Linked DNA regions of Mus musculus: region 1 is linked to region 2. Evidence: chromatin loops called from intact Hi-C (ENCODE). Cell type or tissue: left cerebral cortex. All regions are shown on one strand. Region 1 has its middle 4.8 kb from the start of Gm32328. Region 2 holds the start of Gm33047 (a long non-coding RNA gene).

Region 1 (5,000 bases), 1.4 Mb after region 2:
GTGGAGAGGCAGGGGGTGTGGTCCGGCTGAGAGTAAAACAGAAACTCGGTTTGTTTGGGGTTCTGAAACCATCCATGTTTTATTGCATCCGCCTCAGAGTCAACTAAGACTTAATGAGCATCCAGGCGGGAAAAGCACAAGGAGATTTGCTCGGTGCTCGGGAGGGGACCTGAGTGAGGGGAGTCTGTTTACTTTCTCTTGCAACTAGAGGTTGCAACATCTTCCCCAAATGGCTCCTTCTAGTGCCGGGGGTATAGACAGGCAAGTCAAAAGGCATCAGGTTTCAGCTCTCTGAGTAATCCAAGATCATTCAGCCAAGAAGACCTTCGAAGTTGGCCCTGTCTACAGCTTGTAATGAAAAGGGTAATCTGTCGTGTAATGAAAAACAGTACCCACAAAACAAACCAGTCTCCGACGGCCTTCCACCTCGCACCACTCTACCCTAAAACCCGCCAGTGACAAATATTACTATCCAGTTCCACCCCCAAAAGAGGAAGCAGTAGATCTTCCTCTTAATAACTTCCCAAAGTGTTACAAATAATAAAAGGGGCGCATAAATCATCGCCCAAGCGACTCAATGCGGACCACGAAGGATTTACTTCTCTTGAGCCTTAGCTTCCAATCGCTCTCTCATTGGTTTATTTCTCGAAGTCCGCCCCCAGATCCATGCTCTTATTGGTCAATATGGCAGGGTGACGAGTAGAAAGGGCGTGGGGTTGGTGGGAGGCTGGATTTTTCCAGTGCGCAAGCGTTCTAGGGTGTGCGGGTGTGATTGACAGCCAGGGGGAAACAAGTGCGCGTGCGTGGATGAGTGAGCCAGTCAGAGACACACAGAGACAGAGACACACAGAGACAGAGACACATAGAAAAAAGAAAGAGGGAGAGGGATGGAGAGAGAAAGAGAGAGAGAGAGAGAGAGAGAGAGAAAGGAAGGGGGGGAGAGAAAGAAAGAAATGAGGTGTAAGGAGAAGGAAGAGAGCTAAGGTGAAAGAGACCTATGGCGAGGTGGTGGGTGCTGACACTGGTGGGGTGCAGTCCTAGCTGCAGGCATTTCCCGCTGAGTCAGATTGTTGTGCCCGGTCCTCCACAGATCCTCTAGGAGGGCCTGGAAGGGATTCACTGAGGACGGTCTTCACCAGGCTAACTGTTGGTAGGGAGTAAAGAGAAATAGGAGGCTTGCTTTCCTCTAGGAATCCACTTAAAATCGCCAGAAGTTTATTTTTATAGCCGTGTTATTCGTGCATTTCCGGAAAAGCACACAATTCAAGCCCTCAATGTCCCAGGTATCGTAGTCCTAGGCACTCCACTAATAGCCAGCATCACTCCAGCCCTGTGTGGCTTCTCACAAACACATCTGCCACAGCTCTCTAAGCGGCTTGTAATCGAAGAGGCCCGAGAAAAAGACACACTGTAAGAGTGCTTGGGTGGAAGGAAAAAAAATAAATAAAGAGGAAAAAAATACGTAAAGGAAGAAAATTAGAAAAGTGCAGCCACTAAAGAATAGTGACAGAAAAAAAACCAAACAAACAAATAAACAAACAAAACTACCCGCCCCATCCCCAAACATACGTACAAACAAAAAGACAAAACCGCGGAAGGACAAGTCCGCTCACTACTGAGTGGAAAATTTGGAAATCATTCCAGGACCGGCTTTATACAGAAGGATCAAACCCGGTTTGTGTAGATGCCTGTTAACGCCTGCTACAAAATTCTTGAGAGGCGAGGGCCGGTGTCTGCAGCTGCAGCCGCTGGGCCGCTGCCCGCTTGCATCCAAATTCCAGCGTCTGGAAGCGAGAGGCCCGGATTGTTTCCTCACTCCGGCCGGCCGCGGATTCCTTCCTGCACGTATTTTAGGGCAATAATAAACGCCTTGTGAAGCTGGGCATGTTTTAAATTACAATATTCCTGGAAGATCTAGTCGAGAATCTAAGTGTTTGGCTTTACGAATTTCTAAATTTAAAACTGTCCATGACTTCTTCACAGGCCCTACAGATTTTTTTTCCGTTAAAAAAAAAGTGTTTATGTGAGGAGAAATGTGCAAACAAAAGCATTCCAGTCTGTGAATGCACGGTAAATAAATACGGAGGAGAGGATGATCTAAGCGTGTCATTATTGATAAAGTAAAAAATGTTGTTTTAGATTCTCTTTTCTGTGTTTTTTCTTACGAAGCCAAGCTTTTAGCTTGCCTATGTACTGAAAGCAGTATTTTGTAAATACATTTATTTATAAATGTCATATTCATTTTTAATTTGACAATGATCATTTGTAACAAAAAATTGTTAGCTTAATTTTAGGAGTTTTATTATTCGTTTGACTACTTATTGATATTTTAAGCAGCAAACCTAAAATTAATAACCAAGGCTTTGATAGCTGCTTATTTTTGTTTCATTGAAAGTCCTTATTTTATTAGGTAGATATATAGCTGAATTAATTTTTGAAACGATGAGTAAAAACGATATTTTTCTTTCGCTTTGCTAGAGCAAAAGTATATTTTCATTCTTCTCCGTCCGACTCCTGCTCTTCTAGCAGCCACAGCAAACTGACAGGCTCCAGCCTGTTGGAGGACTAGTATGCAAATTTCGGATGATTGACACCTCTAGTGGAAACCAATCACGCTACAATAGGCTGCTGATTGGCTAACTATGGTCTGACGTATAATTGACGTTTTTAAAACATATTATCCAATCACAACAAGTCATGCAAATAAGTGAAGGAATCATATTACCAGAGATCAGAGGAAACTTGAGTACGCCCCCACGTGTTCAGTAGCCGGTACTGCAGAAACTACTGCCAAACTGTACGAAATACTCAATTCTACTGCTCGCTTTAGCCTTTCTTAAACTTTTTTGTCACTGAATATAAATGATCATTAAAAATTCCCCAAGAGGTATGATGGTTCATTTAAAAATATCTATGTGGCTACAGACTTTCAGAATCTATCCCCGTTTTTTTGTTTTTGTTTTTTGTTTTTGCTAATATTTTTATCCTCAAATCTAATCTTCTGTAACGAAGATCGTCCTTCTTCGTCTCAAGAGGACGAAGTTTACACAGCCGTTTGGTGAAGAAATCCCTGTAGGTTCAGACCTACAGGTCAGTGGAATTTGGTGGCTGTCGTGAAGTTCCACGTGTTACCGCCAGATGGCATAAGGCTCATCTTTTCTTTGCCTCTCAGCACTCTCCCCAAATTCTGCAAGTAATTTAGAAAAATTAATAACCAAACAGTTTTATATTTTATAACCGAGTGAAGTGGGACACCCTTGTACTATTAGAAAGCTACATATTACGAAAATCAGTTTGTTGGTTGTTGCTTTAATGGGAAGCTTCCTCTTGAGACTTTTGCCCAGTCAAGTTTTAGAGTAAACTACACATTCAGTGTTTGCAAAAACTTTTCCTTAAAGGGAACTGGGCGGCCATAAGGGATCGAGGCGGCCGCGCTTCGGGAGTGTCATTTTCGGTTTTTTAGGAATTAAAGTGAAATTAAAGTTGGAGGGGAAAGCTTAATTTTCCAACGACCACTCTTCCTTTCCCCAGATGCCTGCCTGGTCGCAGCCCGGGAGCCGAAGGTTGCGTTGCTGCTTTCGGACACATTTGCAGTTAACACACCCGGCTCTTTCAGCGATTCGTGTTGGGACCTCGGTCACAGGAAGGACTTTCTGTGCTTTAGTATCGTTTCTAGGGCAGCGCTTTTGTTTTGCCAACTCCAGCGGAAGACACGAGGATGAAACCCCGGGAAAGCTTTATCTCTGGCACCTCCAGTGTATATGTTTTTCTCTTTGGACTTATCAGGAAGAGAGGTGTTCGTGCGACCACAACCCCAAGGCCAGACTAAGAGCTAATGGTATTTTCAGAGGGGAGAAGGGAAGAAAGAAAAGAAAATCAAGTTGACAGGCGAGCTCTGCAGTTTCCACGAACATATTACGGGTTGACCACGCGGCCTCTTCACCCACCCACAAAAACCCCTGTACTCCGCTTTGGATCACTATACCTAATAGTCATGAAATTTAAAATCGTACCCAGTCTTCAAAAAATAACTCTGAAAAAGGCATATTTATTACTTTAAAAAAAATCACTCAGAATCCAGCCACGAGGCCCTCGTCCTACAAAATAGCGATTCATAGGCTTGTTACTTTGGGTTTCCCGTCTGCTGAATTTTATTTAGAAGCCAGTGATTAGAGTGGTTTCTCTAGTCCTCTCTCCTGCGGCCCCCTAACTGAGTTTACTTTACACCCTATCTCTGGATCCCGAACCTGCGTTACTTCAGCTCTGGTGCCTAAGAGTCAACTTCACAAACTGCAGGGGACAGACAGGAGGGCCTAACACTATCTTTGAGTTAGAATTACTTCTCCAGAAGTCCCAATCTTAAGTTTCTTATTTTTTACTGCCTATAAACTTATTGGCCTTTTATCTTCCGAAACAAAACACACTTAGAAACTTAAGTAAGAATTTTTGGGTACGCATAGTTCCCTTTTATGGGGTGGATGGAATTGAGTTTTTTTCAGTGCTTTAAGGAAAAAAAAAAAGCGTCTTTAAACAAACGGAGAAGGGTCCTGGAGGAGGACTATGGGGCCAGCTGCCCTTCCTAACTTCTCAGTCTGAGACTTTGGCATCTTCCGGGCAAGCGTGGGTTCAGGGCTTGCGGGGCAGATTGGCTGGCAGTTCCGTAAACCCAGGCTGGATGGAAGGCCGCAGTGCCCCCGGGCCCCAGAGCGGGTTTCATTTCTGCAGGGACCTCACCGGCGTCCCGCCGGGCGCTGTAAATCAGCCTTTCCTTGCTAGGAGCGCGGGGATGAGCACCGGCTCTCACCCTACGCCGCCTCCGGGGTCCATCAATCAAGCTCTCCCGCCCCAGCCTGAGTGCCGCCCGGGGCGCCTGCTTTGTGTCAGCCTGCAGCGGGCCTGGGTGGGGCGCCCCAGGGTTCGCAAGGGTCTGGAACACCCCTCAGTTTTTCCCACCCCGGGACGTGGTGACTGGAACCGTGATCTCTAATCTACAGAGCGAG
Region 2 (5,000 bases):
AGTTACTATTAATAGTGGAGCTCCTGCTAGCTCATCATTTGTTCTGTTTATTATTATTATTATTTTTTTAGTTTGTGTGCACTCCATACTTGACACACACACAGAGATGGGAGGGAGTGCGGGGGGTGGTGGGGGAGAGGGGGAGAAAGCAAGCATGCACCTTTTGGCCAAACTTTACTTTTAAATACTTCAAGCCTATGTTTTCTGAAAAGAGGCTCCATGTAACTGCAAAACTGATCTTCCCAAGGCATTAGCTGGTTGTCTGGTGTTAGTGGGGAGACTTCAGACTTGCATTGCCTACTTGTTCCCACACGGAGCCGGGCTTTTGTGTTTTCTTTCGTCCTGTGTCTGACAGTAGTTAGTGCATTGCATTTGGTTTTAGTTTCTTCATTCGTCTTTAATCTAGAACAGTTCTGATGCTTCATCTGTTAAAAGAAACTTTTATGATAATAAAATCGAGAGTCTTATAGGTTGCTTTTTAATCTGGATTTATTTCTTTCCTTATTAGCCTCAGGCTACTAAGAACCTGCTTTATATTTTAAAAAAACGTTGCTGTTCAATTGTAGAAATTTTTGACTTTTTCTGCATTGTCTCAGAAGTTTTTCTTAAGAGTCTCAGTCTCTTCATTCAAGTACAGGGAAGCTGAAATTGAGTTAACTTTTTGCAGGTAAAGAAACCTATTGTGATAAGAAACTTTGTTTTTGCTTTGGATAAAAATCAGCTGCCCTGATTTATGCTGCACTCACCTTTCTGAAGCCCGATGGCGGGATTTGTGCTTTTCTGTGCCCAGCAGGATCTGGAAGTGGTGTTAAATGATTCCCTCTGAAGTGCCACTTTCAGATTTACATCCTCTCAGGAGCGGCCTCTGTAAAACAGAAACAGGCTGAACTGCAAGAGAACGAGCTCCAAGCGTGTATGGAGCAAACGAAACATGTCACACTAGCTTCTGTCTATAAAAGGAAGTGGGAAATAGATTGGTTTAGTCTGGTTATTTTTGAAACATATTTAAGAAGAATTTAATAATCAAATGATATCTTACTGTAATACAACCATACATGCTAAGGAAACAGATACTTTAATATGCTGAACTTAGAGAATGTGTACTTTCAAAAATGTTTCTTTTAGTTGTTAAAAAAAAAATCTCACTTAACTAATGTCACCAGTTCTTTTCAAACCCAATACACTCTGCTCCTTAGCTTCGAGGTGTTGTCTCAGTGTAACAACAGTCTTGCTGGCAGATCTTCATACTCAGGAACAGCAGATGTTTATAATCGTATTCTGCTGTGGGGAGGAAGGTAGTTTTGGTTTTGGGTTTTTTTTTTTTTAAGGTCATCAGTGTTTAGATTAATCAGGCTGACATTTCTTGCTGGTGGGTCATGAGCTGTTGATAATAGCACTACATGGTGATTCAGTTGTTCCATTGAATCATCAGGGAAACCCACTGGCACTCACCCCACGTGCTCTGCAGCAGGGGTGTGCAAGGAGAAGATGTGTGTCTCTTTTGTTTGCATCTTAGAGTTATTAGAGGCTGAGTCACATATTAAAGGATGCTCCAGCCTTGCCATTATTTTAGAGAACCATAATCAATAGCTTGACACTTTTTTTTATCATAGCCCAAGTCATCTCTTCATGTCGGTAGCCTTTCTGAAACCCTGTCTTAATGAATGAATGTACTTGGACTGCCAGGAAGAAAAGCCAGTCCATTCACAGATGTGTAAGTTGTAGTTTTACTTAAACTAGTGATGTGAGCATAAGAACCCTTGGAAGGTGGTTGTTCACTTTGAGAGGGACAGGAAGAAGGGGAGAGACGGAAAGCTTACATGTGTGATGCACATAGACTTCTTAAACAAGAAGAGGTCCTTGTATCAAAACCTCTTTAAGGAAAACTTAATAAGACATTAGCTGGATTTTTTTTTAAATGCTGGGGATTAAACCCAGGGTCAAGTGTTTGTTCCTTTGCTCTAACACTGAGCTGTGGCCTCAGTCTTCTGGATTGGCTAATCAGCTACTTGTAAGGTAAATAGCAGTTCAGAATGCAGTGAATCAGAAATTTCTGGTGTCTTTGAATTTTGAAGTGTGGTTTTAGCATGTTTGTGTGTGTGAACAGAGAATAAATAGTACTGTGACAGTTATATATTAATGTCGTTTTAGTTTTTGGTGAAAGAATTCAGTCGATTGTGATGTTTTAGTGACTATCTTCAGCACTCAGCCCAGATCTTAGGCAGGTGCTCAGTTATAATTTACTAAATAATGTGTGTCATTTGGGCAGAAGCCATAGGTTTGCGGAGGACTTTATATTGTCATAAAGAATGTATTGTAAGTAGGAAAGATTAGTATTCCCCTCTATAGGAAAAAGTAATTGCCTTATTTAGGGTAAGCGGGTTCTTCCTATCTTGCTCTTTTGAGAAGTCATACAGCATTAGAAAGTTATGGGCCACTAGAGGTCACTGTTTAGTAATCAACTGCTAATGAACCAGAACCGCCAGAGGAGCCAGTAAATTACGTGTGGGTTTTTCTAATTATGAATTCATATTTAATCATTCAATGACAAGGTAACTGGGAATGGTTCTGTGTACTTTCATATGTGGTTATGCTAATACACAGCTACATTTCTCAGATGTTGGTCCTCCATCATTAGAGTAGCAGACATCAAAGGCTTTGTTTTCTAATCTTAATTACCGATTGTAAAACATAATTAACTTTGTTAATACTTCCACACCTTACATGGGCCAAACACTCTTTTAAAAATAAAGTTTAAGTGCAAATATGCATTGTGTTTGTGTGAGTGATGTAATGGTTCCTTCCTCTCCTGTGTCTTCGCGCTTCACTCTTCCCTTGCCCGGCTCTCTTCTTTCTTCTCTCTCACCTGGTTTCCTTTCTCCCTCCTTTGAATTCCTTTTCCACTTAAATGTACATGTGTTAGTTGGTGACTGTTTTCCCAAGCGATCAGCCTTGATGGAATGCCTAGGAGAATGACTTCCACTGTGTCTGTTAAAGGAATCTCAGGGCAGGCAACTTAGGTTGAGCCAACCAGCAGGATAGGTGTGCTTGTCGGTAAGCATGGAGCTGTGCTTGTCGCTGAGAGCAAATGGCTCTCTGAGGCCTGTGCAGCCAGGAGTCTATGCAGGAAAAGGCAGATTTTCTATCCCCTCTTCCATGATATTATATTTCTTGAGACAAGATCTCCTGTAGCTGACCTCTTAAGCCATTTTGTAGTAGAGAATGACCTTGAACTTGTGATCTTGTTTCCACTTCCCAAGTGCTTCATGAGCCACCAAACATATTTTCTTTTTTAGTGCATTCCTGAAGAGTGAGCCCAGGCCTTCCTGTATGCTAGAAAAAGTAACCAGTTTATGTCTCCTGGAATTTCCTTCTCTGCCCGAGTCAGCAAGCACACGGCAACACAGCATCATTTTTGATGGTCACATTAGTCTGATATTTTTAGGCAAGCTTTTACTTTTATAACCCAGTGTGACATTTCACTTACTTTAATTTTGAACATCTAAACTTTTTTATGACAATTCATTTTCTTTGCCTTCAGGCTTATTTTGTAGTGTGCTAACTCTTGTCTGGATTACAAACTCAACTTGAACCAAAATTGGGACTTAATTTTTTTCGAGTAATCTAAAAGCCCAAAAGTGTGTTGTGTGTGTACAGAAAATATCTGGTAAATACTTGGTTTGTAGAAAGTAAATATTTTTACATGAGATTTTAAAAACAGACACAAGCAGAGCATGAACTTGAAGTGATCTTACAATTCTTAGCATATCATTTTTTTCTTTTTTGATCCATAGAAAGTCATCATTAAATTGATTGACTGCTGTGTCTAGTTGGGTGAAATTTCTTGATTTCGTTTGAAGTAGCAACCATAAAAGAAGCATTCATTTGTGAAGGTTTAGATTGATGTTGGTCCTAATGGTAAAGATGAAGCTTGTTTTATTATCAAAAAGGAAAAAATATCCTAGTGTAAGAGTAAGGGAAGCCAGGCTTTTGTTTGACACCAAAGAGCCCATCCTGTTCCTTCACAAAGCTCAGTGCTGCTGTTAGCAGTGTGGTAGGCCAAGTCAAAAATTAATAGTGTTCAACAACAACAAACAAACATCAAATAAAGATAATTTTTATCATCTTTAGTAGCATATATTAGTTGTACCTAATAGTTTTAATGACTTAAAATAAAAACTGGTATGCAATGTAGTATATACCTTCAGGAGTCAGAGACAAGTGGATTTCCAAGTTGGAGGCCAGGCTGTTTTTCATAGAGCATTCCAGGCCAGCTAGGGCTCCACAGTGAGACCGTGTCTCAAAACAAAACAGATAAAAACTATTTAATGTTGCCTGTCATTGTGTGTGCACATGATATTTATAGTCGATGAATCATGTGTCATGGCATGCACATGAAGGTAGAGGATAACTCTATTCTCCTGCCTCCATCTGGGTTTTAAGCTCAGGTTGTCAGCTGTGCACAGCAAGTGTATTTAACTGATGACCAGTCTCACTGATCCCCAAATACATTTTTTAGAGACTTTATTAGCATATACTAGTTGTACCTAATAATGTTAATGACTTAAACTAATTTTATTATGTGTTTATCTTGTGTAAGTGTGTACATTCGTGAGTGTGTGCCACAGCATGTGTGCAGATGTCAGATAGACAACTTATAGGAGCCATTCCCACCTGCCCTGTGGGTCTAACTCAGGTCTTCAGGCTTGCTCAGCTGAGCTAGCTTGCTTACACAATTATGATATTTTTGTGCATATATATAATGTGTTTTGATCACATTTACCCCCATTACCCCATTACTGTCTGGTTCCCTCTACCATTCTATTGACTTCATTTTCCCAACGAGTTGATCTTTTTGTTTCTGTGTGTGTTTATGCATGCACATTTACATGTAAACACACTCTAATGTGTATTGGTAACATGATGAATTCAATTAGGATTGCTTACAAGAACATGGGTGGGGGATTATACACAGGAATTAAGTAAGCTTACCTAGATAT

What was found. Hi-C counts contacts between places; a loop is a spot of excess contacts. Peaks named below come from ENCODE experiments on the same cell type or tissue, not always from the same donor. Only the 100,000 strongest peaks of a DNase experiment are listed, where the experiment ranks them.
Region 1: it touches region 2 in a loop (4-fold over the local background); 2 of 42 quality-filtered maps call a loop at or near these places.

What each region holds. Positions count from the first base shown.
Region 1 is chr6:51,168,748-51,173,747 of GRCm38, reverse strand. No RefSeq gene overlaps it. Among named protein-coding and RNA genes, the nearest start is that of Gm32328, 4.8 kb to the right of the region's middle. In left cerebral cortex, CTCF peaks have their summits at 2,809 and 3,117 (motif pointing right); DNase peaks (open chromatin) are centred at 1,267, 1,784, 2,642, 3,156 and 2 more places.
Region 2 is chr6:52,574,936-52,579,935 of GRCm38, reverse strand. The region is part of intron 4 of Hibadh (3-hydroxyisobutyrate dehydrogenase); the gene reads left to right. It overlaps Gm33047 (a long non-coding RNA gene), which reads left to right and starts at 123. Exons shown (of 2, transcript XR_377679.3): 1 at 123-5,000. In left cerebral cortex, a CTCF peak has its summit at 2,439 (motif pointing right); a DNase peak (open chromatin) is centred at 2,444.